2 separate regions of the Homo sapiens genome follow, and region 1 is linked to region 2. Evidence: chromatin loops called from intact Hi-C (ENCODE). Cell type or tissue: endothelial cell of umbilical vein. All regions are shown on one strand. Each heading gives the region's core, and the rest is flanking DNA. Links, peaks and the distances in the headings are about the cores only.

Region 1 (15,844 bases), core at 3,945-11,944, 75 kb before region 2:
GCTCCTATTACACGATTCTAAGATGACACAGCTCAGATCGTTTTTCATGTCAAAAACTATGTGTTGACCATTGTATTGGATTCCTTGTGTATGAAATATGCAGAGTAGGCAAATCTATAGAGACAGAAAGTAGATTAATGATTATAGGAGCCAGGGGGTGGGGAGGATTGGAAAGTGACTGTCAATAGTTACAGGGTTTCTTATGCGGCTGATTAAAACGTCCTAAACTTAGATTGTGGTGATGGTTGCAAAACCTTGTGACTACATTAAAAAGCATTGAATTGCACACTTTGAGTGGGTGAACTTTATGGTATGTAAGTTATATCTCAATAAAAAATTTTATAAACTGGTTTATTCCAATGGTAGACTGAAACAAAATGAAAGTGTAACATATTTTGAACTTCAATTGAATTATAAGGTCTTTTTTTACATGATAAAATAATGTGCATTATAGCCCAAATGTAATACATTATTCAATGATATATTTCCAAGAATGCTCCTTAGCTCAGTGAATGAGAGTTTGTACATCTCAACAAAGTTTTTCAAACATTACGGCTTAGCAAGAACACCAAATGAAAAACAGCAAGCAGAATTAATATAAAGATTAACAATATAGGCCAGGGGTGGTGGCTCAAGCCTGTAATCCCAGCACTTTGGGAGGCAGAGGTGGGCGGATCACTTGAGGTCAGGAATTTGAGACCACCCCGGCCAACATGGTGAAACCCTGTCTCTACTAAAAATACAAACGTTAGCCAGGCGTGGTGGCGTGTGCCTGTAATCCCAGCTACTTAGGAGGCTGAGGCACAAGAATTGCTTGAACCTGGAAGGCGGAGGTTGCAGTGACCTGAGATTGCGCCACCACACTCCAGCTTGGGCAACCGAGCGAGACTCCGTCACAAAGAAAAAAAAAGAAAAAAAGATTAACAATGTAAAATGGAAAAAAAAATTAACCAGGTGTATCATTACCACTGGAACAGTCTGAGAACTAATTATGAAGACTGATCTCAATTCTACTTTTTTAATTGAAGAAGAAAGTTTTCCCTTTCTTAGCCTCCTCGGCTTATCTTTTAGCAATTCAGAGTCAACAATGAGCTGAGATTGTGCCACTGCACTCTAGTCTGGGTGACAGAGTGAGACTCCATCTCAAAAGAAAAAAAAAAAAGAAAGAAAGAAAAGAAAAGCCACTGATATCTTTCATAAATAACCAAATATGGTGGATTACCAAACTGGCTTAGGTCTTAGTTGCATGTGTGTGTGTGTGTGTGTGTGTGTGTGGTTTTTTTAATTAAAGAGACAAGATCTTGCTATGTTGCCCAAACTGGCCTTGAACTCCTTGGCTCCAGCAATCCTTCCACCTCAGCCTCCCAAGTAGGTAAGACTACACGTGCATGCCACTGTGCTTTGCCTACGTCTCAGTTTTCAACAAAGCTCAATAAAAATGCCAGTAGAAATAAAATATTTCAGCTCTCAAGAAGTCTACAAGCTAAACATGGTCACAAGACAAATACAAATTTAAAAAGCAAGGTAAGATTTAAAAAGATGGCTGGATGTGGTAGCTCACACCTGTAATCCCAACACTTTGGGAGGCTGAGGTGGATGGATTGCTTGAGCTCAGGAGTTCACGACCAGCCTGGGCAACATGGTGAAACCCCATCTCTACAAAAAATACAAAATTAGCTGGGCCAGGTGGTATACATGCTTGTTGTCTCAGCTACTTGGGAGGCTGAGGTGGGAGGACTGCTTGAGCCCAGGAGGTTGAGGCTGCAGTGAGCTGAGATCACACCACTGCACTCCAGCCTGGGTGACAGAGTGAGATCCTGTTTCAAAAAAGAAAAAGAAAAAAGACTTAAAAAAATAACTTCTTCAAGCATTCATTTAACAATATTTGTTGAGCGTACTGTGTGTATCCTGGACCATGTTGGGGGCTGTAGGGAGCAAAAAAAATGGATCAGTCAGGATTCTTGCCCAAAAGGAGCAGGCCTCGGCACTGAGTTAAAGCAAGTGCAAAGTAACTTAGTTTACCAGCACTCGAAGTCTTACCTATGGCCAACAGTAAGTCTTCAAAATGCCCAGATAATTCTCCTTTTATGCTGTCCACAATGTCCTTTTGGCTGATATTTCTGTATTCATCAAATGCTAAAAAGAAGCACCACAAAATTATTTAAAGCAACGCAGTTGAGCACATTTGAATATATTCTAGTTTTTTATTTGATATGCAGAAGATCAAGTAGCAAGCTAAAAAACTCCCTCTTTAAACCATGAAAATCTGGGCACAGAAGTTTTTGTTTTTCTTTTGTTCCTTTTTAAGGAAATCATCTACAACAAAACCCAAACTCCCTAGATGATTTTCTTCAATGATCTCTCTTTCTCTTTCCCCTTCTCTCAAGCAGTAAGCATTTTAAATAGCCTAAATAGTTAAATAATAAATAATTTATCCAGTAAGTTGGGCTATTTTAAATTTTATTTATAGCAGCACCTGGGAAATGATACTATAATCACTAGTCAAATATGTTTTCTCTGGTAAAGAAATCTTAATTCTGAAGACTTCCTTGTGCTGAATCATTTCCTAAGGTGGCATGGCCTACTTCACACCTCCCAGAAGGCATTTGAATTTCTTGATCAGTATTTGCCCCAAGCAAAACCTGTACATATGTCACCAAGTATACAGGCATATTTTGTAAGCCAAGTATATTTTTCCCCAATACATTTTTAAAAAAAGAAATTTTGGAGAGAGACCTAGGGTTATCTGGTTTTTGTTTTTCAAACAAAGACATGAATAAAGCAACTATCACATACTGTTGTCATTATTTTATAAAATAAATGTGATTTTAATGCAAAAGTTAAGAAAGAACAATTTCAGAATTTCAAAGTCACAGTAATATCCTTATGTTTACTCATTGTTCCGTCAACTCAGCATAAGCTTGGTCTTGCTGTGTGGTTGTTCTGTAAACTAGCATCTGGAAGCCACAGTCAGAAGATGTTCACAGTAAATGAAGGTTTAGTTTTCTAGGTGTTGTTGCTTCCAGAACAGTTCTAGGAGATGCCATGAGCAAGAGGGCGGGTGCCCACAATTCCATGTAATAGCTGGTCTGACGATAAGAGTTGATCCATTCTACCACTTACCTTCATATCAGAAATAGCTAAAGGTTAATCAGTATTGATGTGTCAACAGAGACTCACCTGCAGTGTCTGGCTTTTCTGGAAGTGGCTAACTAGGGAGAACTGTTAGGTGGAGTGGAAGCAGTTGGGCTTCTCCATTCCACAGGAACAAGCCCTTCTACTCTCACCCTAGAGGGTGGCCTCTTTTCTTCTCCCTGCCACCTCCCTCCCCCATCTATTACCTGGTACTCACTAGGTAATCTACTCAGCCTCTATGGAAAAACAAAAGTGTAGTGTCAGTACTTCCTTGAGTTACAATACAGCTTTCCCATTTTGTTTCCTGAAGTGTGAATAACTGGAACAGACTTCGCAATTTTAAACTTCGTTTTTCTAGATCTTTGTATACTAAATGCAAAAACATTTGTAAAAACAACATACAACACAAAGGATTGTAATGTGAGTTTGTACTTAGTTTTAATTGAGGAAAGCTCCTTAAACACAGGATCTCAGTGAATTTGTCTTCATCCGTGCCCCATCTGTTCTCACCAGCTTTATAGAGAATCTATTCACAAGAGAATGATATTAGAGACACAATTATTTTCTTTTTGAGAGGTGACATGAGAAGAATCGGAGTTGTATTTCAGAGGTCAGTGCCATCATCTATTATCTAAATCTCTCACTTTCAGAAGACTAGAAATCAAAAATTGGGCTGTCAGGAGCCAAGGAGAATGATAACTACCACTGGGGCAGGCAAAAAGTTAGGGTTCCGATCCCCAAGCTTCAGGCTTCTCTTTCAAACAGGAAAAAAAAAAAAAGAAAAGTCCCTGTTGCTGCTATTTTTCTCCCTTTTCACATAAATGCAAAGGCAGCCACATAGGAGAATAGGTAAAGGAAATGTTTTCCCGCTTTGTTACTGACCTGGGCATCTTGTTTGGCCAGATGCTCATCCACTTTCAGACTTTCATCTCTTCTGCCCTAAACAGGAGGACGAAAACAAGGGCCATCCTTTAAAGATAGAAGATTCTAACACATAGTACTTCAACCAGCAGGGGATCTTAGTGGTTTTTCTTTAAGGCAGGACAGGTTGCACAGAAAAATCATGTACTCAGGGCTCCAGTTCTGGTTCTGCCATTGACTAGTCATGAAATTTTTAGCAAATCACACAATTTTGGGGGCCTCAGTTCCCTCCTCCGAAAATTCATATATATATATATTTAGAGACAGGTTCTCACTCTCTGTTGGCCAGGCCAGAGTGTAGTCCTGCAGTCATAGCTCACTATAACCTTGAACTCCAAGGCTCAAGCCATCTTCCCGCTTCAGCCTCCTGAATAGCTAATATGACTACAGGTGCACACCACCACACACAGCTAATTTAAAAATTTTTTTTAGAGATGGGATCTCGCTATGTTGCCCAGGCTGGTCTCAAACTCCTGGCCTCAAGCTGTCCTCCCACCTCAGCCTCCTGAATCTCTGGGAATACAAGTGTGGGCCACTGTGCCCAACCCAACACAGAGGTCTTATGTGGAAGAAAAGACAAGGTACAAACTGGGAGAACATATTTGTAACATGTATCTGATAAAGAACTTGTATCCAAAATACATAAAGAACTCTTAAAACTCAATATGAAAATAACAACCCAATTTAAAAATGGTTGAAAGATCTCAACAGACATCTCACCAAAGAAGACGCACAGATGGCACATGAAAAGATTCTCAACATTGTATGTCATTAGATAATTACAAATTAAAACAATAAGATGCCACTACACAACCTATTAGAAGGGCTTAAATCCAAAACACTGACAACACCAAATACTGGTGAGAATGTGGAGCAACAGGAACTCTCATTCACTGCTGATATGAAAGCAAAATGGTACAGTCACTTTGGAAGACAGTTCTGCAGTTTTTTAATAAAGCTAAATATCTCTTACTATATAATCAAGCAATTGCACCCCTCGCTATTTAACTAAAGGAGTTGAAAACATGTCCATACAAAAATCTGCACATGAATGTTTACAGAAGTTTTATTTATAATTGCCAAACTTGGAAGCAAAGAAGATGCCTTTCAGCAGGTAAAATAAATATTCTATACAATGGAATACTACTCAGTACTAAAAAGAAATGAGCTATCAAGCCATGAAAAGACATAGAGGAACCTTAAAGGCATATAGCTAAGTGAAAGAAGCCAGCCTGCCTGAAATGGCTACGTACTGTATGATTCCAACTATAGGACATTCTAGAGATGGCAAAACTATAGAGACAGTAAGAAGATCAGTAGTTGGTGGGGAGGAAGGTATGAACTGGCAGAGCACAGAGGATTTTTAGGACAGTGAAACTACTCTATCATACTGTAATGATAGACATATGACATTATACATTTATTAAAATCCATAGAACTATATCACAGAAAGAGTGAACCCTAATGTAAACTATAAACTTCAGTTAATAATAATGTATCAATATTCATTCACCAATTATAATAAATACACATACTAATTAATGCAAGAGTGAGACCTTCTCTCGCTCTAAAAAAAAAAAAAAAAAAAAAAAAAATTAGCTGAATGTGGTGGTGTACACCTGTGGTCCCAGTTACTCAGGAGGCTGAAGTGGGAGGTCTGCTTGGGCCCAGGAGGTCGAGACTACAGTGAGCTAAGATCACACCATAGTTCTCAAGCCTGGGCAACAGAGCCAGATCCTGTCTCAAAATAATAATAATAATAATAATAATAATGGAAAGGAAAGGAGAGAGTAGAATAGGGTCATATGGGAGCTCTCTGTACTTTCTGCTCAATTTTTCCATAAATCTGAAGCTGCTCTAAAAAGTAAAGTTTATTTAAAAAAAAAAAAAACTCAAAGGCGGGGCGCAGTGGCTCACGCCTGTAATCCCAGCACTTTGGGAGGCTGAGGCGGGTGGATTGATTGAGGTCAGGAGTTTGAGACCATCCTAGCCAACATGATGAAACCCTGTCTCTACTAAAATACAAAAATTAGCCGGGTGTGGTGGCGTGTGCCTGTAATCCCAGCTGCTAGGGAGGCTGAGGCAGGAGAATTGCTTGAACCTGGGAGGCAGAGGTTGCAGTGAGCCGAGATCGCACCACAGCACTCCAGTCTGGATGACAGAGTGAGACTCTGTCTCAAAAAAGAAAAAATAAAAAGTCCTCAAAGATCCCCAACTGTGATATTAAAGGCTCTATGGTTTAAGTGGTGTGTGTGTGTGTGTGTGTGTGTGTGTGTGTGTGTGTGGTATGTGTGTTCATGTACAAATACTTAAGCACATTATGGAAAGACAGGAGACAAAACCAAAACACGGGATTGCCTGAATTATTTGGCAAATTATAGGTGAATGAAACATTTAGCTACAATAGTTTAAAATGAATTTGTTCCTATTTTTAAACATTAGGTCCTTGTATGACTGTCTGATTTTTGCCTGGTTTCTTTTCTGTGCTGCTGATACCCTGCTGCTGTTTGCTTTCTTCTTGTTCTCTTTCACTTACGCTCGCTCCAATGACATAAATGCTGATTATCATCGGTCTTAATATAATACTAACCACTACCACCCTGTGTTGATCACTAAGTACTTCACATACTCTCTCTTTCTCTTAATCTTCATAACACCCTATGAGTACTTGTTATTGTTAGTATTTTAGTTTTACAGATATGAAAATGAATGCTTTAAGACTTAAAGAACTTGTCCAAATATACAAAGCTAGTTGGCAGCATGAGATTCCAGCCCTGTTTGATTCTAGAACCCTGTCCTAGAGCCCTACTCTATACTGCCTCCTGTGGGTGGGTGCATTCATGTCCATACACAAACAGATGTGCACTTAGGAATATATACCTCTGAGAGCATATGTTTGCAGCAATGCTTCATAAATTTGGTGTTGTGGGTTCAACCTTCATAAGTTTTTCACATTTAAAGTAACTGAAACCATAATTTAGATAAATCGCTTCCTAATGGCATAATGCCTCACTTTGACAGGTGCTGTTTCAACCATGAGGCTGAGACCGTTGTTGGGATTTTCTCACATTTAGGTGCTATGTAAATCAGCTGAAAGAAAATTGGTGAGCTATGGTTTAAATCACGTTCTCTCTTACACACAGCTGTGAATACACCTCATCCTTGACCTTACCATCTTTATAATAAAAGTCATAAGCCTTCTAAAAAGAGAAAGCAAGGTGTGGCCTCATTAGGTCACATGATGATTAATAGTTTGGCAGCTTTTCCAAGGTGGCAAGGCTGAAATTGCAGCAATCATTTTCTTTTTTTTAATCCTGAGACTGATACTCAATTTAATTCCCATCTCTAAAGATCATTCTTCTGTATCATGCTTCCTATTTAATTTAGAAGCTAACAAAAGAAATATTTATTCTTCAGAGTCCAGAAGAAAATAAACCTGTTCTTTAAAATGGAGACACTTATAATGGAAATAAATATTGTATGTCAGATGATGTATCAGAATGTCTTCTAATGTCAAAATTGTGAAACCTGACCAAAACACCTCCACTTACTGACTCAAATAAGTTTTCTTTGTTGTTACATCATTATGTATGCTTTTATGATCTTGGTTAAACATTATATTGCTTGGTGGCAATGAAAATGTAAAATGAACAAACCATTTCATAAGGAAAATTGTGAACTCATTGTCTCAGTTTGGTTATTTTTAAACTCCCTAAAAATTGTTATTGAGCATGCAGCTTACTGGGGAGTTAAAAAATAAAAAATAAAACCTTACATCTGCCAAAGTCAACAGAGCTTTCCGGAAGTCACCAGATGTTTCGGAACTAATGTCATCTCCAAGACTCTTCTTGTATACTGAAACCAAATCAGAATGAAATTAAGCCTTGACAAACTGAAAAATATGATTATAAAACAGAGAAAAGTTTAAATGCCAACACTAGCAAAGAATGGGTATGTGATAAGATAAATCTTGCCCTTTTATTTAATTTCTTCATGCTTTTCTGTTGTGAGATGGTACATTCTTCTTGTAACTCTTACTGCACTGTGTTGTGGTAGATGCAAAAGAATAGAAAGAGTTGTCATTCTGGAGCAAATCTTGGTTTATTTCATCTGACAATGGCACTAAGGGATGCATAGTGGAAAAGCTGGGGTGGATGAGCTACTAGTGTGCCTTTCAATTTCCATTCTGGCCATCTTCCATACTAAGAGAACCCTAACCTTAAGCAAGATATAATGTACACAGCTTAAAAACTACTTTCTCAGCTTTCCTCTTAGCTAGTACAGTTCTATAACTTAGTTATTCACAATGAAATGAAGGCAGACAAATCTCCTTAAAGGGATGAGGCCATGTTCATCTTAGTCCTTCCTCCATCCAACTGCCTTACATGTGAACTGATATCTGCATCTTGGGCAGCCATCTTGGACTGTGAAGATAAGGACCACTTCTTAGTGATGGCATAAAAGTAATCAAGAAGAAGTCTGAGTTCCTAAAAGCTTTGAGTAGCTGTCATACTAGACTTAGAATTGCCAATGTCTAGACTTCTACATATGATAGAAATAAACTTCTACCTTTTGTAAGCCACTGTAATTTTTCTGTTTTATCGAATCTAACCCTAATCTTAATGAATATAATTAAACCATATTTTTTCGTATCTCCCAAAAGTAAGAAAGCTACCCAAAACATGCCATTTCCCTTTACAAATGCCAACTGTGTGTTCATATATTTTAGTACTGACTAGTTGTAGCCCCTTTTGCATGGCCTGTGATGTGCAGTGCCCATCAGTCTTAAATCTCTGTCTGCCCCATCCATGGGGTGGTGATTCTCTTGGAGCCACTATACCCTTTGTTGTAGGTGACACCATGTGGCTATCTGAACTGTCTGCACCATTCTCAAGAATTCTATAAATTAGCCATACTAGCCATGAGAATTCTCATCTATTTAAATCAATGAAAGACAATTATAGAAAGTGATATGAGATTATCCAATAGCAAGAACTGCGCTGAGATGGAAACTTCTTCAGCATGATTTTAGTAAGTCTCTTTTTTATGAAATCTGTAACTTTTCAAAGCAATTCATATAAGCAAAATCCACCAAAAAAGTGTGTTATTTTTCTAAATAATAATATTTAGTAGGCATCATTAAACCTAATGGTTGTGATATTGTTACATCTATCCTTCATTCTAGTTAGATAAAAAACTTTAAATTTGAAAATATCAAGTAGAAGAATGAATATCCCATTTCTTAGAACTTGGGGAAGTATTTTGTAATTTTGGAATTATTTAGATGAGACTTTATAAGTCATTTCACACAGCCTCTCCCTTTCCTTCAAATATTTTGTGGGATATTAGAGTAAAAAATTATTTCAACCTAAGTTGACAACTACTTTATCCATTTTGAGGCACAGTAGAGTATAAAATCAAATAGAATATTTTAATAGTACAGGTGCCTGGACTAGAACTTTGAGTCCCTGATCCCTGTTTCAGTGTTCTCTCTCTCACACACCATTGACTTTAGAATACCGAAAAAAGTTAAGAATTTAGATCTCTCTTTATTTAGACTCTATTGTGCCACTGTACTGAATAAGCTGTAGAAGACATCTGGTCCCTTTATGAGGGCCAACATGATAGTGACTTCCTGAACCCATTGTATCTTCTCTCTTAGGGAGCGAGTGACACAGAAAAGGAGACAAAGACAATAGAATAACAAAGAACCAAAAGACTCCTGGAAATAATGAAGAAAACAGTAGCCAAGAATAACCAAAAGCTATGCACAAATATTTATAAGCCTTGGGTAGACAAACACCATGTGGTAGGGGAGGGGATGTTACTTGCTGGTGTCAAGAACATTAGAAGCAAAAAGGAAGAGGAGCAGTTACTGTCACGGAAAACATTAGCATGGGGAGCAATGGATGCCTGCTGCCGAGAGAGTGACAACATAACTGGGTCCCTCGGGTAGTGCTGTGACTTTAATCTCTGTAAAGTTTGGCTATGCATGATTGAGACAATTTCCTTCTTGATCTTCTTGTGTATCATTAATCTCTAGTAACCAAGGTAACCTTGATGCAGTTGTATCCTTTGTAGCCTCAGAGAGCATTACTCACATAGAAATTGAGGCTCTGGTAACTTTGTGCTATTATCATCTGTCATATCTGCACAACACTATCCTGAATGGTAAAAGTTTCACTTGGCTCTTAAGACCTTAACCTCAATTTTGAGGACACTCATTTAATAAATATTTGCACTTATCTGCCCCACTGTTCTTAGAACTGAGGATACAGCAGTGAACAACATAGACGAAAATCCTCATCCTCATAAAGCTCACATCCTGGAACTGTTTGTACCTAAATGCTGGGCTCCAGGGATCTGTCACAGGGCAGGTCCACTTGGGGAGCAGTGGCTCTTCTAAGAAACACCAGAAAATACCAAGCCAACTTGGGAAACAGTGCCTGGTTCTGATGGGTTTTGTAAAATATGTAAACCTTGTTGAACTGAAATATTTTAAACACCTAAAACATACTCTTTTGTGCATTAATGATTAAGCAATTCTCTTGTCTACTTCTGTCTGTACCCGCTCCCTATTAGGTTCCACCAGTACTGGGGAGTAGAGGGGACTGGAAGGCAGGAGGTGGAAAGAAGTGCAAGCTATCTGACGGCTAGTCATGTCAGTGTCAACCCAGGGAAGGCTGTTCACCCCGACAGCAGCAACTGGCTCCAGCTTCCTAGAAAAAGTCACTTTGACCCCCGTGTAGGTACTGGCTCCAGTACCTACAGATGGAGCCCTCTTTTCAGAGATCTGAACTCCTGCTCCTTAAGCCTCTGCTCTGAGCCCCTGAGGTCCCGACATCAGCCAGGTATGTCCCTCATTCTAGCTTCCAGTTTCTGATAGCCTCAACCTCTTTCCTTTGTTGTCTCAGGTCTGGGGGGTTATAACCTGCATGAATCCTTTTGTTCCCTTTTTGCTTTTTCAGTCCTCTGAAAGGTGTTTAGCAATTCTTCTTTTTTTTCCAAGACAAGGTCTCACTCTGTCACGCAGGCTGGAGTGCAGTGGCATGATCAAGGCTTACTGTGGCCTCAATCTCTTAGACTCAAGTGATCCTCCCACTTGAGCCTCCTGAGGAGCTGGGACTGTAGGCGTGCACCACCACACCTGGCCAATTTTTGGTATTTTTTATAGAGACGGGGTTTTGTCATGTTGCCTGGGCTGGTCTTAAACTCCTTGGCTCACGCAATCTGCCCACCTCAGCCTCCCAAAATGCCAGGATTACAGGCATGAGCCACTGTGCCCAGCTTAAGCAATTCTTTTGAGATGGAATCTCATTCTGTTGCCCAGGCTGGAGTGCAGTGGCACCATCTCGGCTCACTGTAACCTCTGCCTCCTGGGTTCAAGCAATTCTCCTGCCTCAGCCTCCTGAGTAGCTGGGACTACAGGTGCACGCCACCATGACCATCTAACTTTTTTTGTATTTTTTAGTAGAGATGGGATTTCACCATATTGGCCAGGCTGGTCTCGAACTCCTGACCTTGTGATCCGCTGACCTCAGCCTCCCCAAGTGCTGTGATTACAGGCGTGAGTCACCGCACCCGGCCCTTTAAGCAGTTCTTTATATTACATTCTATCTGTCAAAATACCTAGTGCTGTTTCTGTTTTTCTGATTAGAACCCAATTGGTACATCAATAACAAAACAGTCACCTGACATTGAGGTATTTACCTTCTAACAAGAATCTCCCAAAGCATCCTCTTTAACACCTACATGAGGACCAATATGTACTCCTTCTTTGGACCTCTCCCACTGCAAAAGCTGCTATGACACAACTGACCTCTGTGAGACACAAACAGAGAAACTGTGGCTCCCTTAAAGTACTTGGAGAGGGTTCTATGGGGCCATTGAATAGTAGAGAATTGGGCTGGTCTTATTCCTGATTCCTGGGAGGTAAACTCTAAATCCTTTGGATTTCCCAAGTCATAGGTGTGTCCTTGTTATTCATGGTTGGTCTCTTGGACTACAGCTCAGTTATGCTAACAATATGACCCAGAATAAAGGCTGGTCACATCAGAAAGATCAACCATATGATTAAAAGGTTGAGGCTTTGAGCCACAATATCAGCCTGACCTCTGGGGAGTGTAGGTGGACTGGTTCAATCACATGAACAATGGTTCAACCAATCATGCTTATATAACGAAACCCCAATAAAAACTAAGGCTACCAATAATCAAGTGAGCTTGCTGGTTGGTAATGATATATCAATGGTCAGGAGAGTGGAAGCTTCCACTGGACCCTTCCAAATATCTCCATATGCAGTCTCCACATTTGATTGGCCCTGATTTGTTTCCTTTATGATAATATCGCATTTGTGAACACAGCACTTTCTTGAGTTCTGTGTCATTCTAGTGTGCTATTCAACCTGAGAGGGTAGTGAGAACCCTGAATTTGTAGCCAGCTGGTTAAAAGCACGTGTAGCCTGAAAACACCTGAGCTTGTGGGCTGGTGTCTGAGGTGAAGGTAGTCTTGTGGGGACTGTGACCTTAACCTGTGAAGTCACACTAACCCTGGGTAGTTACAGTCAGAATTACATTTCAGAGTCTTTCTAATTTTACACAGCCAGCAGACTATTAGGTCTTTAGCTACTTCTATTGAATCCTTATGCTCAACACATCCTCTAAATTAATCTAATTTCCCACACCCAAAATCGTGGATCTAATCTGAGTGATTTCTAACGCCTAAAAATAAAATACGATTTGAGTCTCTTACATTGATGACAATGGTTAATTCAATTAATGAGAGATTGCCGAGAGCAAAATCCACTGCAGCTGTAATATTATAAATGTAAAGCATTAATGCTATTGTTATGTAGCAGTCTCTAGCTCAGATCATATTCCAATTTTTCCTGGAAACTCATAGTCTTTAGCTGATTTTAGAATGTATTCTCGTTTCTGTAAGTCTTGTCTTCTCAAAATGCCTCATGAAGAGATTGAGAGGATTCTAGGAAAAGCAACATTGGCTCAAATATGTGTGAACAGTGGTGAAGGTAAGCAGAAAATAAGACACCTGTATAATAGGCTTGAGAGATATCCTTCATTTGCCTGCTTGTCCTGGTAGTTAAGATTTCAATCAAGGCATCTTCGTTTGTTCCCGCGCCCTAAAAAGGAAAAGAAAATCTAATTTTTAGAACACTTAAATAACTTAATCTCATGCCTTTTGGTCTTATTATCTTGTTTATATAGATGAAAGGACACTTTTAAGTAAATCAATACAAGGTTCTCTATTGCTCTCGTTTTCTATTTTTCCATATATTTTAGTAATAACATAAATCATCTGGAATAAAGTGACAGCAAATTTTTCACTCTAGTGTGAAAATCAATTGAATAATTCTGGAAAGAAATAGTATAAAAGAAAAAGCCTGTGTCATTCAAGATTAGAAGTGACAGTCTAACAGGATTAACCCTACCAACATTCAAACATTCCACTATGTTTAGAAAAGGCTCTATAATACTTTTGAATGATTTCATCCTTGCATCACTGTACTGGGTCTATCAGCATGTATCATTCTCTTCATACAGGGAGCCTTTCAAATCCTCAGTAATGTGCATCATGGGCCTGGCTGGCATGGGGACTAATTACCTCTCAGTCCTGTTTATATCAAGGTCACTGAATCACACTGTGACTCCAAGAAAAGTCATATACACTACGACTTGATTGAATAAGGCCAGTGCAGCATATGAACAGAGACTGAATTCTGTCTCTCTGTAGCAGAGATTCCTAGTTTACCACAGTATCTCTTTTGTCTTTCTTGCTTAGTAATGGAACCCCCAACTTTTAACTTGGTACATTGCTACCCATATAAAGGCTATGTTTCTCAGCTTCTTTTACAGTGAAATATGTCCAGAAACTAAACTCTGACCAATGGGATATATGCAGAAGTACCATATGTATGCTCAGGGAGTATCCTTAGAGTGAGGGAGTGAACCCTTCTTTGTCCTTTACTCTTTTGAGTTGCCTGGAATGAAGACATAATGGCTGAGTCATGAGCCTTCTTTAGCCAGGAAGTGAAAACCATGAGTTAAAGACGGCAGAGCCTCAAGATAGAAGGAGACTGAGTCTCTGATAATGGTGGTGCCACCACAGCCTGGATTTCTTTTATGTAAAAGAGAAACTGTTCTAATACTTATTGGTGAATCTAATCCTTACAATTACACCTGCTAAACCCTCCCCTTTGGGTAGCCATAGAGAAACAATGCTCAGATTTCACTTCAAGAGAATCAGCTGCAAAGAACGCAGTTAGCTAACAGCCTCCAACTGCCACACCTTTGGGTCTACCAAAGTTCACACTGAGGTCATGCCCTCTCCAGGTGGCTGTCAGTCAATGACTGTAAACAACAGGGGTACTGGACTTGCGCCCAACACAGAACTCCTCCAAAGGGCAGTCTTTGCTCAGGGGCTCCCCAACAGCCTACCAAGGTTTTCTCGGAGCTTCACTATGCACTGAGGCTCTTCCTAATCTCAGCCTACTTCCTCTCCTCTCTCCTCTCATAGGGGTCAGGCCACCACTGCAGTCTGAAGGTTCACCCCACCTACCCTGCTCTTCGCCTCTTTATCCTTCACAGGTGTTTCTCAAAATAAATCTCCTGTACATCAAATTCCATCTTGCCATCTGCTTCTCAGATGCCCATATGTCCTCCACAGAAAAGAAGATAACTCCATTCCCTGATGGCAAGGCAGAATATGGCTTATGCCTCAGATCTAGGCTCCCTTCTTTTTCCTCCTTCCTATTAATTAATACATTGAGCACCCACTTCATTTCAGGAGTTGCTCTAGGAACAGAAGATATAGGCCAAGACCAATGAGGTTCCCTGCCATGGTGGAGGTTTGCCTTTTAGTTAGATGAAAAAAGATAATAAACAAATGGATTTTAAAAATAGAAAAGGCCAGGTGCAGTGGCTTACACCTGTAATTCCAGTACTTTGAGAGGCCGAGGCAGGAGGATTGCTTGACTCAGGAGTTTGAGACCAGTCTGGGTGACATAGCAAGACCCTGTCTCTACAAAAAAAAAAAATTTTAATTAGCCAGGTGTGGTGGTGTGTGCCTGCAGTCCCAGCTGCTCAGGAGGCTGAAGTTGGAGGCTTGCCAGGGAGGTTGAGGCTGCAGTGAGCCATAATTGCACCACTTTACTAGAGCCTGGGCAATGAAGCGAGACCTTGTCTCAAAAACAAATAAATAGACAAGATACTTTTAGACAGTAATAAGTGCAGTTAAGAAAATATATTTGAGTGAATTAATGGAAAATGTCTGGAGGAAAAGCATTCCAGATGGAAGAAACATCATGTATAAAGATCTCAAAACAAGAATAAGCTTATGATGTTCAAGGAGCAGAGAAAAGGCCAGTGTAGCTACATCATTAATGGGTGAGCAGGAGGGGGTATGACGGTCAGTTTTATGTGCCAACTTGGCCAGGCTATAATGCCACTTATTCAATCAAACACTAATCTAGGTGTTGCTGTGAAGGTATTTTGTAGATATAATTTCAGTTTATTATCGATTCACTTTAAGTAAGGGAGATTACCTTTCTCGGCAGACCTGATCCAATCAGTTGAAACGCCTTAAGACCAGAGGCAAGGCTTCTGTTTAGAAGATTCTTTCTGTGGACAGCAGCTTCAGCTTGTGCCCAAGAGTTCCAGCCTGCCTTTCCTGACAGCCTGCTCTACAGATTTTGAACTTGCCTAACCAGTCCCATAATCATGTAACCAATTCTTCTTTCTTCTTCTTCTTCTTCTTTTTTTTTTTTTTTCTG
Region 2 (15,844 bases), core at 4,863-12,862:
GATCTGTGAACAGTTCTCATAAATGCTGTGCTTGTTTTGACCATTTTGGGATACTTATCTATTTATCAGTAAATTGACAGCAAAGATTTGGTTAAAAACAATAATAAAACTTTTATGTCACATCCTGGGGTCAGTGTAGTGGACTGGCACAGGCTGAAAACTGGGAACCAGTAGAACCTCAGCTTGCCTCTGCCATGGCTGCATGACTTTAACAAAGCATGAGGACTTTCAGGGCCGTTGTTTCTAAGCTCCTTCCCGTTCTAAAAGTCTGTATGTCTGCAGTTTTCCTTCAAAGCTTGGATCAGCAGGAAATGAGACTTTGTATACCATATTTAAATTACATGGAAAATGACACCTATAATGTGGATAGTAACCCTTCATTAATAGAAATATTCAAATAGGCAGAACAATCCATGCCTGGCTAGATTGTGACTAGCTCTATTCAAACCCTGTAGGGGCTCTCCTTGCACTACAGAGTAGAAGCCAGAGGCTGCACACTGGTTTACAAGGCCCCATCCCATGGCCCTACTCCCACTCCTTACTTCTTCAGCATTATTGTCTACTACTCTCTTCCCTGCTCACTCCATGCCAGCCATATGGGCCTCCTTGTTGTTCTCCAAGCATGCCCAAATGTTGCCATCTTAGGAACTTTACCAGGAACCCTGTTTCCCATGTTTCTGCATAGCCAACTCCCTCACCTCCTTCAAGTCTTTGCTCAGATAAGGTCTACTGGGAACATTCTAATTAAAATTATAATGTCTCCCCATTTCTGTCTCCCCTTACCCTGCTCCATACCATTCATTTTCCCATAGCGCTTATCACCTTCTGACATTTGTTATACTTTGCTTATTAGGTCTACTGTTTTGTGTCTCCTTACTTTAAGTCCTATACTTAGGGATCTTTATTTTGTTTACCAATATATTCAAGGTGCCCAGAACCTTCTCTGACAAACAGTAAACATTCCATAAATACTTGTTGAACAAATGAATGCAAGACAAATAGCATAGCCTCCCAAGCCTTCGGTCCTACTTTTCTCTATTCCTAAATACTACTTAGGTCCATTTCCTCATGATCCCTTCAAACATGTCAAACACAGTCTTAGGCACCTGTCTTTAATCTTGCAGTTCTTTTAATCTCCTTGCTAGAATCTAAGCATTTCCCATATCACAACATGGACCATAAGTTGTCTCACCTCTTTCAGGAATCCTTATACAACTCCCCAGCCTCTGGCTCTCTCTTCCCTGAACAACTACGGTCTTGATATTATCCTGTATCTCTCACAGTGTGTTTAGCATGGAGTGCTTGGTGGGGTTCTTCATTTTGCCATTTATCTATGTATTTTATCTCCTCACCTCAAAGGTAAGCTCCTAAAAGATACTTGCTCAGAACCTATCACATGCTAAAACCTGTGGTTCTGGGGATTTAAGATGAATCATATGTGCCTTCTACTCTGGAGAAGCTCACAATCTAGTGAAAAACTGGGACCAGCAGATAGACCATCATAAGATAATGAGCTGTGTTACAGCAGAAGCTGGAACAGAGTAGGAACCAGGAGGAGGGAGCTGCTAGTACTGTATGGGAAGTCTGGGAAGCTGTCACAAAGGGGTCAGTATTTGAGCTGGGCTGGGTCTCAGAGGAGTTAGTTTTGCAAGGGGAAAAGAGCAGCAAGGGCTGAGGGAATTGCAAAAGCATGGAGGTATGGATGGGCTGGTGGGTTCAGGGATTGGTGAGTAACTAACGTGGATAAAAGGCTGGGTTTCACGTGAAACCAGAGGGGAGGCTGGGCCTTGTATGCTGCATAAGGAGGGTGGGCTTCATCCAAGTGGCAATGAAGATGTCAGCAGAATACTTAAAGGAAGACAGTTTCCCTGTCTATAAACTGGGACAAAGAACATGAAGCACAGTCCTTGAAGGTTATTAGATATCAATTTCAAAGGAATCACTATACAATAAAAATATCTGATATAAGATCAAAAATTTTAAGTTAAGAAAAAATTTTTTTTGAAAATGATTCTCAAGACAATTTGAAGTAAGATTTTAATGCTAAATATAGCTCTTACTCTCATTACCTATAAAATGGGGATCATATATTTATGACAGATTCCTGGTTGCCCACTTATCCTTTTCATAGTGGTTTTAATTTTTTTTTCCATTCTTCCCTTTTACAGATGGGGGATATTTTACTATAGTTGTTAAATTCCTATTCTACCTCTATATTGGGTCTGGGAGAGGAATAAATCTTGTAAACGACACATGGGCTTAATCAGAGGTACTATATTTTGCACTGGTTGTTGTAATTGAAATGAAATTTCTTTATTCAATAAAGGTTTTAGTTAGACACATTTCCCAGCTTCCCTTGTAGGCAGGTGTGCCATGTGACTAAGTTCCCCACCATAGGTTGTAGGTGAAAGTGATGTGTGCCCCTTCTGGTCTCACCCTTGCAATAAGTGTAAGCACTTCCTATTTATATATCAGAAGTTGATCTGAGCAAGATTTGTTTCTTTCTTTCTTTGCTAGAATGTCATTTCTTTTAATTATTATTATTATTTTTTAAGAGTCAGGATCTCTTTCTGTTGCCCAGGCTGGAGTGCAGTGGCTATTTGCAGGTGGCATCATGGCTAACTGCAGCTTCGCACTCCTGAGTTCAAGTGATCCTCCTGAGTAGCTGGGCTACCAGCTAGCACCACTACTCCCAGCTGAGGGTTATTTCTATCAATTCCCCTTTTAAAATAAAAGTCTAGCCTTCAGAGGAAAGCACTATTTCCCAAGCTCCTGAAAGAAATGGAAAACCATTCAGCTCTACCCATGGAGGCCTCCATCACTGTATTTACCTGTTATAAGAGCTTGTGGCTCTCCAGAGTTGATGTGGAGAATCAAAAGTCTGAGCGCTCCATAATAGCTGCAAGTCAAATTCAATTCCTCCTAGGTGGTCTGGAGTCAATACGAAAGATTTCACTTCTGGGAGAGTGTGATGCTCCATCACAAACTGTCCTATTTGAAGGGGAAACACATGCATTTAATGTACTTGTGGTAGAGCTTTAGTTTGACTGTACCTGGTAGAGCCCCACAAAAGCCTGAGAACTGAATTAATGTTCTTCTCTCAAACAACTAAGCTTAGCCCATTTTGCCCCTTAGAATATATTCCACACTGGATAGAATGGCATCTCACCCTAGCCCATCGTCCTACTTGTGATGGTCATCATAGTCATAGGTATTTATTTATAAACAATAGGAATATTCCTTGTGGAAATGGTGCTAATGAGTATATTCACAATAATAGGGGTCTTTATGTGACAATGAACACTGAATATACATAGCTTTGAATTCTAACGAACATGTTTCTTGGAGGTAGAAAGGTCTCAGTAGTTTATAAATGGAAATATCAGCATCAGATAAAAGTCACATTTAGGGCCATTGAAGTCCTTGGTAGAAGGGTATAATTATAAACATCATTAAAAGGGTAAATGTTATCAGCAAGATACCCCCACTCTTTAAAACTGCACTGAAATAGCGTTGTGAATAAATAAAAGTAGGGGGAATATTTTAGATTAAAAGAAACTAAAGCAATATAACAATCAAAATGTAACATATGAATCATAACTGGAACTTCTTTCTTTTTATGTAAGCAGTTATAAAATAAACAAATATAAAAATAAGTGGAAAAGACGTTTGTGGAACAATAAAGGAAATATGAATAGAGACTGGATATTATTGAATCAATGCTAAATATCGTAGAAGTGATCATGATGTTGTGATTCTATAAGAGAATGTCCTTGTTCTTAGGAGATGTCAACTGAAGTATTTTGGGTAACTTGACACGAAGTCTGCAACTTGTTTCTGAACGGTGTGACAAAAAAAGATATGTATGGATGGATGTATGTGCACATGGATGTATAGCAAAATGTTAATCATTGTTGACTGTTTTTTACTGTTCTATTCTTTCAACTTTCTGTATGTGTGAAATGTTTCTTAATAAAAAGTTGGAAAAAAAAAACGGCATTGATATTACCTCTGAATTTGGCATGGGTCTTGAATTCAATGACAAGACGGCCATCCTCTCGAATGTAGATTCTTATTATCTGAAGCCTTGCAGAGAGCACGCTGTCTGTCTGGATTCCTGGGCAGGAAAGCAGAGAGAAAATGCTAGGGCATGGAAAATTCCTCCCTGACAGCAACCACATATAAGTTATCCCAAGGACACCTCCAAGTATAGCTGCACATTTATTTGAATGTAACAAGATAACATTTATATGTCTATAGAAACATATGCCAATTAAAATTGTATGACAGCTAATTTCACTTGGTTCTTTTTTTTTTTGTAATGGTTCCACTGTTCTTGACATAGACTTTTCAAACCTGTAAGTTCCACTTAACCCAGATGCAGGGTTCAGCAAAAAAATGAATCTTAAAACTTCTTACTATCAAACTTTACACCAGGGTATGGTTACAGCACATCTGCTTCTTATTATACTTTCTTTTCCTCGCCAAGATACCTTTCCGGACTTAACAGAGGTATAAACAAAGTCCTGGTGGCTACATTTAGTACTCAAACCAAAGGAGAATTAAAGCCAGCTTGTAGAAAGCCAACATGACACAAGAAAGCTGTGGCTTTAATAAAGGAAATTGTAGTCATGGTCCCCAGTGAGTTCAGAAAGAACAAAACCAAAGAGTAACGTAAGGATTAGAAACATGAACTTGAACAAAACAAAACAAAAACAAGAGCTCAAGGAATTATCTGACCCAGAGTGGGAAAGCTGCCTGAAGTTATTTTCCCATGAGAAATATAAAGCCAAAAATGATTTGAGCCTAAGACATTTCACAGAAGAAAGGACTACACTGCCAGCCCTTTGTATCTGTAGGTTCTACATCATGGATTCTGCATCTGTGGATTCACCCAACCTCAAATAGAAAATATAAGAATAAAAATGCATCTGCACTAAACATATAGATTTTTTTGTCATTATTTCCTAAACAATATAGCATAACAACTATTTATATAGCATATGCATTGTATTAGGTTTATAAATAATCTAGAGATGATTTAAAGCATAAGGGAGTATATGTATAGGTTATATGTAAATACTACACCATTTTATATGAGGGACTTGAGCATCCTCAGATCTTGGTGTCTGTGGGAGGTCCTGGAACCAAACACTAATAGATATGAATGATGACTGTAATTTCAATTAGTAGAGATGAAGCTTTCTCAAAAGAAAACTCTTGTATTTTTTTTAGTATGTTTGCCCCAGATAAAGCACCTCACCCCTGAAGAGGAAAACAGGGAGGATGGGAGCAGCAGAATTTAGGGGAAATGGGTTTGGGGAAATAGGTTAGGGGTAGTGTGTGAAGTACAGGACACTAAAAATGAGGAAAAAAAAAAAAACAAGAAAAACAAAAATAACCAAGAACGATTGGAGAGAACGGAGGAGAAAATTGGGGAGTTTTAAGGAGCATCTATGTGGAAGCAGTAGGAGGAGGTAGGTGTGGAAACTGAGTGGGGGTGAGGTGTGGAAACTGAGTGGGGGTGAGGTGTGGGCTCCCAGCTGAAGGGCTGCCTCCCACTTAGTTCTTGGAGGCTCCTCCCAAAGAGGACAGTAATGGGGATGAGCCTGAGGGAAAGGTCATTTTAAACATTCAGTATCACAGCCCTTGACTTCGGAAGGTTAAAATCCCTTCTTTGGAGGATGCAATTAAAGAGCAGACTCTTTGCCAAATGAATAAAGTGGGCTACTTGACATAAATATTTCAAGTGCTCTTGACACATTTTTCCATTTCCTTGCATCTGATTTGAAGATCCTTTTGCTCTGTAAAAACAAGAACCACACAATTTTTCACTAGGAGAAAATGAAAATCATTTGGGTTATATTCCAAAAGAACACACACCCATCTGAATCCCTAACGGGCAGTAGAGGACTCATTTGTCACTTGCCATCCTCTACGCTGGGACCTTAGCTATCTGGGCTGAGACCTTCCAGCATCAGGACAGAAGGACATCATTCTTTTCAGGAACCACAGATCTGCACTTTGAGGTGGCCCCACTTTGTCTTCGGGATAACAGGATGAGAAATGCAGCTACTGTTAAAAGTCACTACTCTTCTTTTAATCTTGCTTGAGTGAAGCCCTAACTAAAGGGATAGTTAAGGCGTCAGTGGGCATACCTGTTCTCCAGAGAACAGTGTCATAGAAGAAAGAAAACTCCATCTCGGTGTGGTGCTCCAAGGAGGCCCAGCCCCTGGGGGCTGTCACATAGATGTAGGACACATATAGAGGCACGTGCACTGTCAAGAAGGACTGGGCAGAGTCCCTCACCTGCCGAGGAAGCAGTATGCACACAGAGTTATTTCTCCCCTGGGATGAAAAGACATACTATCACCACATCTTGGTTCCATTTTCATTCACCCATGTAGTCACACACTTATTCAATAATTATTAAGCAAGTGCCCATGATTGCACTTACTTATTTAAAAAAATAAAGGAACTAATGGAATAGAAAGCAGCCGGGATGCTTCTTTCGACAGGGTCACGTGCAGAGGCTTCTCTAAGGAGGTGGCACTTGAACAAAAATACTTTTGAAGTGGGAGAATGAGCTCTGTTCAGTTGCTAGAAGATTTGGCTGAAATTTGAGAATATCACAATTATTCTCAAGGATCAACCCGGTGGATGTGGGATCTACCACTCAGTACAAACTCCCTGTATTGATCATTTGCCAGTGACCTGTGGGAGAGCCCAAGTCAACCATCATCAGGAAGATGCCCACATCCAGACGCCTGGGAGGAGCCTGTGCCTAACTCAGGATGTTTTAGTGAGTGCTCTCATCTCCTGCTCCAGGAACAAAGGGCCGGAGCATTGAAATCATATATAGGAAGCTCACCAATGGACAGCTCAGAGCTGCACGTACTTCAGTAATTTCCTGTCCCATGCTATGCTTTGGAAAGAGTTTTGAAAAGGCAGCATATCACATTTCCAAGAGAACATTTCTTCTAAGGAAGTTTGTGTTCCTGCTTTTAATTTGGCCCAATCATTTTCATTTTACTATGTAATGAACAAAACTGGATGGAAAGATAACAGAATGGTAGCAGAAGCTTTTGTGGTGAAGCTAGCTGTATATGTGTGTGTGAATGGGGAGTTAGTTCACACATTTTTAAAATATTTTTATACTTTTTTCCACAAATAAATAAATAAATAAATATATATATATATATATATATATATATATACACAACAAAAAAACTTAGCTTAAAACAATTTTATTTTATCATTGGCTAATTACTATAATATACTATGGGACTTATATTTTTCTTTTGTTTGAAAATACAGTATAAAGTGTTTCTATGGGTAATTAAGGAAAAAACCAAATGTTTTAATATTTTTCTAAAGTTTTTTTTTAATATTCAAAGTTGTCAGGGATTTAAAATTTGATGCCAACTTTCTCAAAAGACTCAACTAACTCCATACTCATTGAAAAATTCCATTTTGACATGCCTTACTTTGTTTGTTTGTTTGTTTGTTTGTTTGTTTTTCAAGAGATGGGGTCTCTCTCTGTAGCCCAGACTAGAATGCAGTGACTCCATCATAGCTCACTGCAGCTTCAACTTCCTGGCCTCCAGTGATCCTCCAGCCTCAGCCTCCCAAAGTACTGAGATTACAGGTATGAGCCACTGTTCCCAGCCCCTCTTTTTGTTCTTTTTAAAGAAAATTTCCAGATTGTATTTGGACCTTGTACCATGTTCTGTCCCTTATACACAGGTTTTGCTAAATACACCTGCTCCAATCACACTATCAGAACTTCAATAAAATCTCTAGCTGATTGGCAAAATTAATTTTTCCTCATTTGTTTTTGTTTATCCTCCTTTAGCCCTCATGATATTACTCACTAATCTTTAAAAAGAAAAAAAAACCCAACAAATATTTACTGCATGCCTATTCTACACCAGGCACACTGTGCAAGGCACCTTCTCATGTTGAGATTATTAGTACAATTTCAGAAGAGGTTCAGAGAGGTTATGTCTTGTCCAAGCCTGTTGATTGACAGCAAAAGGTACCAACTAGGCCTTAGTTCTAAGTTCTATATTCTTCCTATCATACGTCAGTAATTTCAATTATTTTCAAAGAAACAGACAACAACAAAATACTTCTGTGCATGTTTTTTCTGTGTTGGTTTAAAAGTGGGATTATATATAACAAATCCTTGTCTTTGAGTTTTTAAGCATATTCTGAATAAAAATATTCAAACAGTAATTACAGCAAAATCATAAAGAACAGAGAATACTAATTTTTGAAGGGCCAGGAAAGAAACAAAATCACTTAGTTTTGCATTTTCCAAAGTCAAAGTTTATACAACTGGAGAAATGGAAAACCGATGAACGCCTTAAAATTCTCTTCAGTAGATGGCAGTAGTGTGTACAAAATGAGAGGAAACCAGGCTGAGAGGCACCACAAAGAAAATGACAAATTTTAATCAAAGACACTTTCTCTAAATAATTACTGTAAATCCCTCTATAATTTCTCTCCTTCAGTGAGGATAAACCTGATTTGAAATGAAGAACAAACATCTAACTAGTTTTTAGCTCATTGAGATAACTGCTCAAAATTGGATAGAACCTGTTTTAGAATTAATTTTCCCATGAGGACAGATTAGCCTAGTCTCACTGGCCCTTTGATATAACCGCCCTTCTCTGACTCTGGCTTCTTGCTATAAATTTTTCAGTTGTCACTAATTGATATGGTTTGGCTCTGTGTCCCCACCCAAATCTCATCTTGAATTGTAATCCCCATAATCCCTACATGTCAAGGGAGGAACCAGATGGGAGGTGATTGGATCATGGGGGTGGTTTCCCTCATGCTGTTCTTGTGATAGTGAGTTCTCATGAGATCTGATGGTTTTATAAGGCAGTTTTCCTTGTTCTTGCTTGCTCTCTCTCACCTGCCACCATGTAAGACATGTCTGCTTCCCCTTTCACTATGATTATAAGTTTCCTGAGGCCTCTCCAGCCATGTGGAACTGTGAGTCAATTAAACCTCTTTTCTTTATAGATTACCAGTCTCTGGTTTGTCTTTATGGTAGTGTGAGAATAGACTAACACACTAATGTTTAATGGTAATATATATTTTAGAAAGTGTCTATTTTTGTGGGGGCTGGCAGTTTGGAACAGGTGTGAAATAAAAATGTTTTAAGCAATTATCTTTCCACAATGCATAGGACAACAGAGCTCTTCTTATCTTCTGAAAGACAGGCTGCATCATCTGACGCATTTTCCCAGGTGGGGAAGAGAATATATCAATGTAGTAATAACCCTAGCATCAAATGTAAATATTTTTGGCTTTCCAAAATATATGCATTATAAATACAAAAACATATATGCCTAGAGAAGTAAATATTGGATTTTTACATAAGTGAGTATGCCAGACAGTAAGTTTTTTCCACATTAACTTGATTTAGAGGACTTTGGGGGCCTTCTCTAGCTTCAGTGCTGCCAAGATCTTGCTTGAGGGACTTATAAAGAAGACTCCCTTAGTTGGTTGTCCCAGTTCTGGAGGCAAAGTGCTAATTGAAGTGCTTCAGGAACAAACAAGGTTGACCATGGCACCCATATGCAGAGTCCTCAGACAAGCCCCGGGGCACCTACCTGGAAGTCAGCGGTTACAGAGCCCCCACAGACGTCAATCAGCTCAGTCATGTCATAATAAGCATCAAAGGTCCACACGCAGCTCTTCAGGTTCAGGTGTTTGTAGAGCTGGATGGTCTTCGGCTCTCGCACGCTGGGGTCAAACTGGAAGGGGCGATCGTAGCCAGGCCCCAGGGCAGTGCTATCATAGACCACATCATCCAGGAACCCTGCCTCTGCCAGGGAGGGAAGAACAAGGAACGATAACTTGGTTTGTGGATGCCAAGGAGCAGGGTGGGGTGAAGAGCTCACCCTTTTGCACTAAAAGCACTTTCAATCACCTGAGACCCTACTAACAAAGCAACCCAGGGCTCCCAATGTGCAGGGAGAATGTGAGGGATCTTGGAAAGCGCTTGCTAACTGCTGTTGCCAGGTGTTGAATGGAGGACTCCACCTCTAAGAGACCACAGGAACCAGGGAGGAAAAGGTGAGCAAATGATACCATGAATGAAGGCGGCAGAACTTGGAAAGGAAAACTCTCTGAAGCTTTGCCTGTTATACCTGGCAAGTCTGGTCCTGTGCTTCATATATGTCCCCACCACTGCTGAAGAAATGGATTTACTGTATGGCTCATTCATTGGTGAATTATTATTTTAAGAGTGATTTTTAAAATTTCTTTTTTGAGACCCCATCTCAAAAAAAAAAAAAAAAGCCAGCATACCTACATTTGACTACTTCTTGCTCATACAGTTTCTGAACTCTTGTCGGGGGAAAGTCTTAATTTTTTGTTAGTGAGTAAATAGGTCACTAATGATGCCTGTAACTCTCACCTGTGCCAGGCAAAAATTATTTAATCAAATGCTGCCAAGCACATGAATGGCTCTAAATTAAGGGAGAACTTTATGCAGTAGGGAGCTGAACACAGACACAATTTTAGAATATGAGGGTTAAATTTTTTTTTTTTTTTGAGATGGAGTCTTACTCTGTCACCCAGACTGGAGTGCAATGGTGCGATCTCGGCTCACTGCAACCTCCGCCTCCTGGGTTCAAGCGATTCTCCTGTCTCAGCCTCCCGAGTAGCTGGGATTACAGGTGCACGTCACCACACCTGGCTAATTTTTTATGTTTTTAGTAGAGATGGGGTTTCACTGTGTTCCCCAGGCTGGTCTCAAACTCCTAAGCTCAGGCAATCCACCCGCCTCAGCCTCCCAAAGTGCTAGGATTACAGGCATGAGCCACTGCACCCGGCTGGGTTAAAATTTTTATAGTACTAAAAGCAACTGTAGTATTTTAAAAGGGTTGATAAATATCTTAGAATGCTTGAGACCCAGCACCTAGCCCTCTGCCCCATGATGACTAGGTACTCAATTAACATGTCTTGAATTTAATTGCTTTTAAGCAGGAACAGGTGCAAAGTTTAGTATTTAAACACAGTATGTCTCTTCCACTAGCTACAGATGTGGACCAATTAAACTTTCATATGTAGCTCAGTGATTTATAAATAATTTTCACTCAGCTAATTTCTACTGTATAAAGACCATCATGACCAAAAGTGATGCTTAATGAATATGAAAGAGAATATGAATGCATTTCTGTCTTCAAAAACACTGTTAAGTGTTTCATCATTTGTGAAAGGAGGAAATATGCATTTAATGTGCACTTGCTAAGGTAAATGGAAATGGACAGAATTCTTTGTAAAGTCAAATGTCTGCTGTGGTGAACACAGAGATGCGCTGCCTCAGCTGTCAGCTCCTTCAGCTCTGCGTCAGCTGCATATTGGCTCAGCCCAAGGTCATGCCCTTGCGGGGCAGCCTGCATCCAGTGACTTAGCTAGGTAGGCTATAAGGGTCTGGCTGTGTCAGCTGGAAGTAGGACAAGTCTCTCCAGAGCTCCCTGCCATGGCCGAGATGGCTTTTTCAGCCTGCATTGCAGCTTGACTTCTCCCTCTGCCCAATCCTGTTTCGCTCCTTCTCTTTCACAGATATTGATCCCTAATAAACATCTTGTAACCCCAAACTCCCTCTCAGCTCCTGCTTCTGGAGAACTCATCCTATACCATCTTCACTTCAGCTTTCTATAACAGGTTTTTGGAGCACCAATGTAAACATGCTCACTCTAAGGGAATGAAGACACTAAAATATACCATAGTAGGTGCTTTAAAAATGTCAACGCATTTAATCCTCATCTTGAGTGGTAGCAATTGTTATTCCCACTTTATAGACAACAGTGGCTCAGAAAGGTCAAACTATATTTGTTCAGTGGAATAAGGATTTGAACCAGTGTGATTCCAAAGTCCTTGTTTCTTCCTGTCCACTGCATTGACTGAACTGATGGCATTTGCATGTGTGCTAGAAGGAAAACCACTAATATGTGGATTCTGAGGACCAGAAAACATGAAAAGCAGTTCTCACTCTGGCATATCCTGAAAGTCAACTGCACTGGGCTAGCATGGAAAGACCAGTCCTGAACTTGTCAATCTCACCTGAGATGCCTCTCAGGTCATAGGTGGTAACTAAATTGGAGCAGACGTGCTGGTGTCTGTAGATGGACTCAGACAGTAGAAAATGTAAGTTGTGCAACGGCATGGTGGAGATAAGGGGCAGCATTCCATCCTGGTGTGGGATCTGCACCGAAATGTGGATTCTAGGGGGAAAAAGGCAGAAATAAATGTTTAGCTGACTGCTATAAATGGTCAATAGGACATACTTCTTTCTCATCACCTAATTTGTCTTCACCAATGAGCTACCATTTTTTTTTCTTCCTGAAGCTTTCCAGGTAGGATTTCTATCTGAACAGGGGGTATACATATACACATAGTATCATTGCTTCCCTCTAAGAGACCCTCCAGACAGAGGACTGATAGTAATCTAGAATTATAGATTTTTTTTCTATACAGGAAAAGATAACATCACAACCACAAATTACTTTAAAGCTCTCCTTTGCTTTTTAATGGAAACTCTGTTATTTCAGGAGCTAAAGCTGAGTGACTAGAGAGGGCCTGTTCCCCTGCTCTGTCACAGTGAATGTCTATGGAAGTTAGGTAAGGTTGACACTCACATTTCTTTTAAGTATTTGAGTCAAAAATATATCGTTGAGCTTTTAAACTCTAAAACCAATTCCTCTACCCAGCCAAATCTGAGAAACTACAATATCCAGCTACTTATACTGTCTCTCCTGACTGAAAACAGCCTTCTCTCTCCAGTCTGCCTGTAAGTCCTATCAGCACTACGTGTCCAGCCCCGCCAGCCTCAATCTGCAGTGTGCTGTTCCTTGATCTACATCCTCAGCTCTTAGGCAGCCTTTGGACCAGGAAATCTGTAACTTATTTATATTGGCTGCTATTTCTCAAATGTTTTCAGACTCTGTTTGTCTTGCCTCTCCACTATGAGGACAAGGAATATTTCCTTCACTTCTTTTGTTTCTCCAGGGCACATAGTATACAATTCTAAATAAGAAATGAGTTTAATAAATATTGGTTAAGACTGCAACATGATAGTACTTATGGGTTGCATTTTTGTCATTGTACCAGTTTAAACTTTGAGCGTGTTTACTGAAAGTGTGTTTTGAGTTTATATACTTGTCTCTCTGAGCAAAGAGTCACATTTTTAAGTAGAATCAGAACCCTGGAAGTGAAGAGGAGGGCCTTTTTTCTAGGAAGGGGTCACCAAGATACATTTTATTGTGTCAGGAAAGAAAGAAGCATGTACATATTCATTCAAACATGTTTTATTCATACAAAGGAACTCATTTTTCTGAGTTTATGAGCAACTGAGTTGTTCATAAAGGCACACACTTAAATACTATAGTGTTTAATAAATACGCATAACATACACAAATTCTTTTTTGCTATGCAAAAATGAAAACATCCATTTCCCATCATGGTGGCCCAGAAAAAAATTAAGTCCAATGTCTCCTAATTTCTACAATGTTATTATTCATTTGTTCAGTAGATATTTAGGAGTGCCTCTTAGATGCCAAGAAGCACTATACTGGCAGAAGATACTCAAAATACATACTCATGGTCTTCAGGCCTTACCATCTACTAAAGGGCAGAGAGAGTGAATGCTAATAATCTTCTAAAAGAAGCATATACAGGTGCCAGAGAAGCCAGGAGGGGAAGCCTCCAAATTAAATTAGGGGAGATGTTGGAAATGTCCCTAGAAGAGATGCCATGCAGTAGGTATTGTAGGACAGTAGGGTTCCGGCCAGTGGAAGGGGGTTAGGGAGAGTTGAGGTAACAGCATGGCAGAGATATGCAACCTGTAAGAGTCTGTAGCACTTGGGAAGTTACTCATGATTCCTTGTGGTTGGAATGGCCGGTGAAAATGACAAGGTGAGAGAAAGACTAGGAAGATAGGCAGGGGGCCCGAGCTTGAGGGACCTTCACAGATTTAAACTTTTACTGATGCATTCATCATCACATTTTTATCATGCAGAAGCATCCCTTATTGATTGTCCTGGGAAACACACAAAGGAGACCTGAGATTCACTTCAATCTATGTGTGGTGGAAGGCACCACCTGCCTGACCTGTTCGGATGCTCCTTATGTTTGACATCCAGGTATTTCAAGGTTGCGATGAAGGACTGAGCCTGGAAGCCTCTGGATGTCCCAGCCACCACTGGTGTGTGGCAGATAGCACTGTCTGTTCCAATGGTAACAATGTTGCTCCTTAAGGGGGTCCCCACATGGCCCACCTTGTCCACAGCCTTGGCCACACAACGCACATGGAACCTCCGGCTGAAGTAAATGCTGTCCAGGACCTAACAGGAAGAAAAAATCACCTCCAATGTGAGTACCCTACTTAAACAGCTCCTTACATGATCTGGTTCAAGTTAATCTGTAAAGATCATCCATCCACCCATCCATTGATTTTTCCATCTATTCATTCATTCATCACGTAATTATTGACTTTTAACTATGAACCAGACACTTGAGACAGATCAGTGAGTACTTATAGCCTAAGGGGGTAAGATAGTCAACAAGCAAGTAGACAGATGTGGAGCACAAACCCATAGATGAATGATTTCCATTAATAGTATTGTTCTCTTTATATACTAGGCTCAGCAGAAGGATGACCCAAGTGTTATTCAGGCTTCTAGCAAGACTGGTTGGCCTCCAAATCACTGTTGCTGAGAGCATGATGTCAGGAGACAGAGGAAATATGCTTCCTTCCCAGGAATTCTCATGGTCTCTTTATCCTACTGTTATCCTCCCTCGATCATCCCATCTCCCTACCCAGTGACCACACACTGCAAGGGTTATAATAACATGCAGGCTTGAAGCTGAGAACTTGGCCTCTGACACCTTCTAGTCTTTGAAGGTCTTTCCACAGATTCCTCCAAGTCCCCAAACATACAGAAGCCCTAAGAGTGCTTAACTCAATCTATGCAGAGGCAATGTAGGTCACCAGGACTCTTTAGGTTATGTGTGCATTTACATAGGGAAGTATATAACAAGAAAAATTAATCAGTAGTTCTGTGTGCCACAGACCTCTCACAAAGCAATCACACAAACTTATACATTTTACCCATGAAAACAATTTTCACTGAAGTCCATTAAAAACTAAAGAAAATTTTTCCATTAAACTTTTTTTTAATTAGCTGCCAATGCTTTACTTATTTATATATACATGAACTTAGTACAGAAGGGATTTGAGGCATCCTACAAGAATGCATATAATAGAATGGCATTAAATAAATAATTGAAGAAATCAAGATAAAGTGACGGAAACCAGGGTAAAGGGTATTAGTCACAAATTCATTGCAAGAAGAAAACCTGAAGCATAAAGTCATAAATTTATCTGTTAAAAATGTACATTTGGCTCCAACCAGACCACACCTCCTTTACAGTTTTGTTGAAGACAGAAATAGATACTTAAGAAACAACAAGCTGGTAATTCTTGCCATGTTGATTTTTTAATAATAGAGAAGACTATTTAAATTTGAACTAGGTTATGTTGCAAAAGAATTGCTCTTCAGGCCTTTCTGAATAAGCTGTGCCAAAGAGAGTGGGTATGAACGACCCTGCATTATCCAAAGCCTCCCATCTATGTCTAGTGGTTTTCCTCTGCTATTCATCCCAGTGAAGCTCTTATTACAGTGGGAATAAACTGTGGAATGAACAGGAAAATCTAGAGAAATTTGGTCTGAAAGAAATCTCTGATGTCTAAAATCATTCAGTGATATAATTTTAGGCAAGAATTGTTGGATGCTTACTACATGCCAGGTACTATATACTA

Evidence for each region. Peaks named below come from ENCODE experiments on the same cell type or tissue, not always from the same donor. Only the 100,000 strongest peaks of a DNase experiment are listed, where the experiment ranks them.
Region 1: a loop joins it to region 2, with 2.4 times the contacts of the local background. A loop is called at or near these places in 2 of 110 quality-filtered maps.

The regions. Positions count from the first base shown.
Region 1 is chr4:78,583,611-78,599,454 of GRCh38, reverse strand. It overlaps ANXA3 (annexin A3), which reads right to left. Exons shown (of 13, transcript NM_005139.3): 6 at 13,105-13,195; 7 at 7,832-7,911; 8 at 4,018-4,074; 9 at 3,568-3,661; 10 at 2,041-2,136. Among named protein-coding and RNA genes, the nearest start is that of ANXA3, 40 kb to the right of the region's middle. In endothelial cell of umbilical vein, for the core only: no CTCF peak of the experiment used is centred there; a DNase peak (open chromatin) is centred at 7,864.
Region 2 is chr4:78,509,796-78,525,639 of GRCh38, reverse strand. It overlaps FRAS1 (Fraser extracellular matrix complex subunit 1), which reads right to left. Exons shown (of 74, transcript NM_025074.7): 64 at 14,134-14,366; 65 at 12,088-12,248; 66 at 9,627-9,841; 67 at 6,159-6,309; 68 at 4,010-4,117; 69 at 2,832-2,991. Among named protein-coding and RNA genes, the nearest start is that of ANXA3, 34 kb to the left of the region's middle. In endothelial cell of umbilical vein, for the core only: a CTCF peak has its summit at 8,388 (motif pointing right); DNase peaks (open chromatin) are centred at 6,889 and 8,399.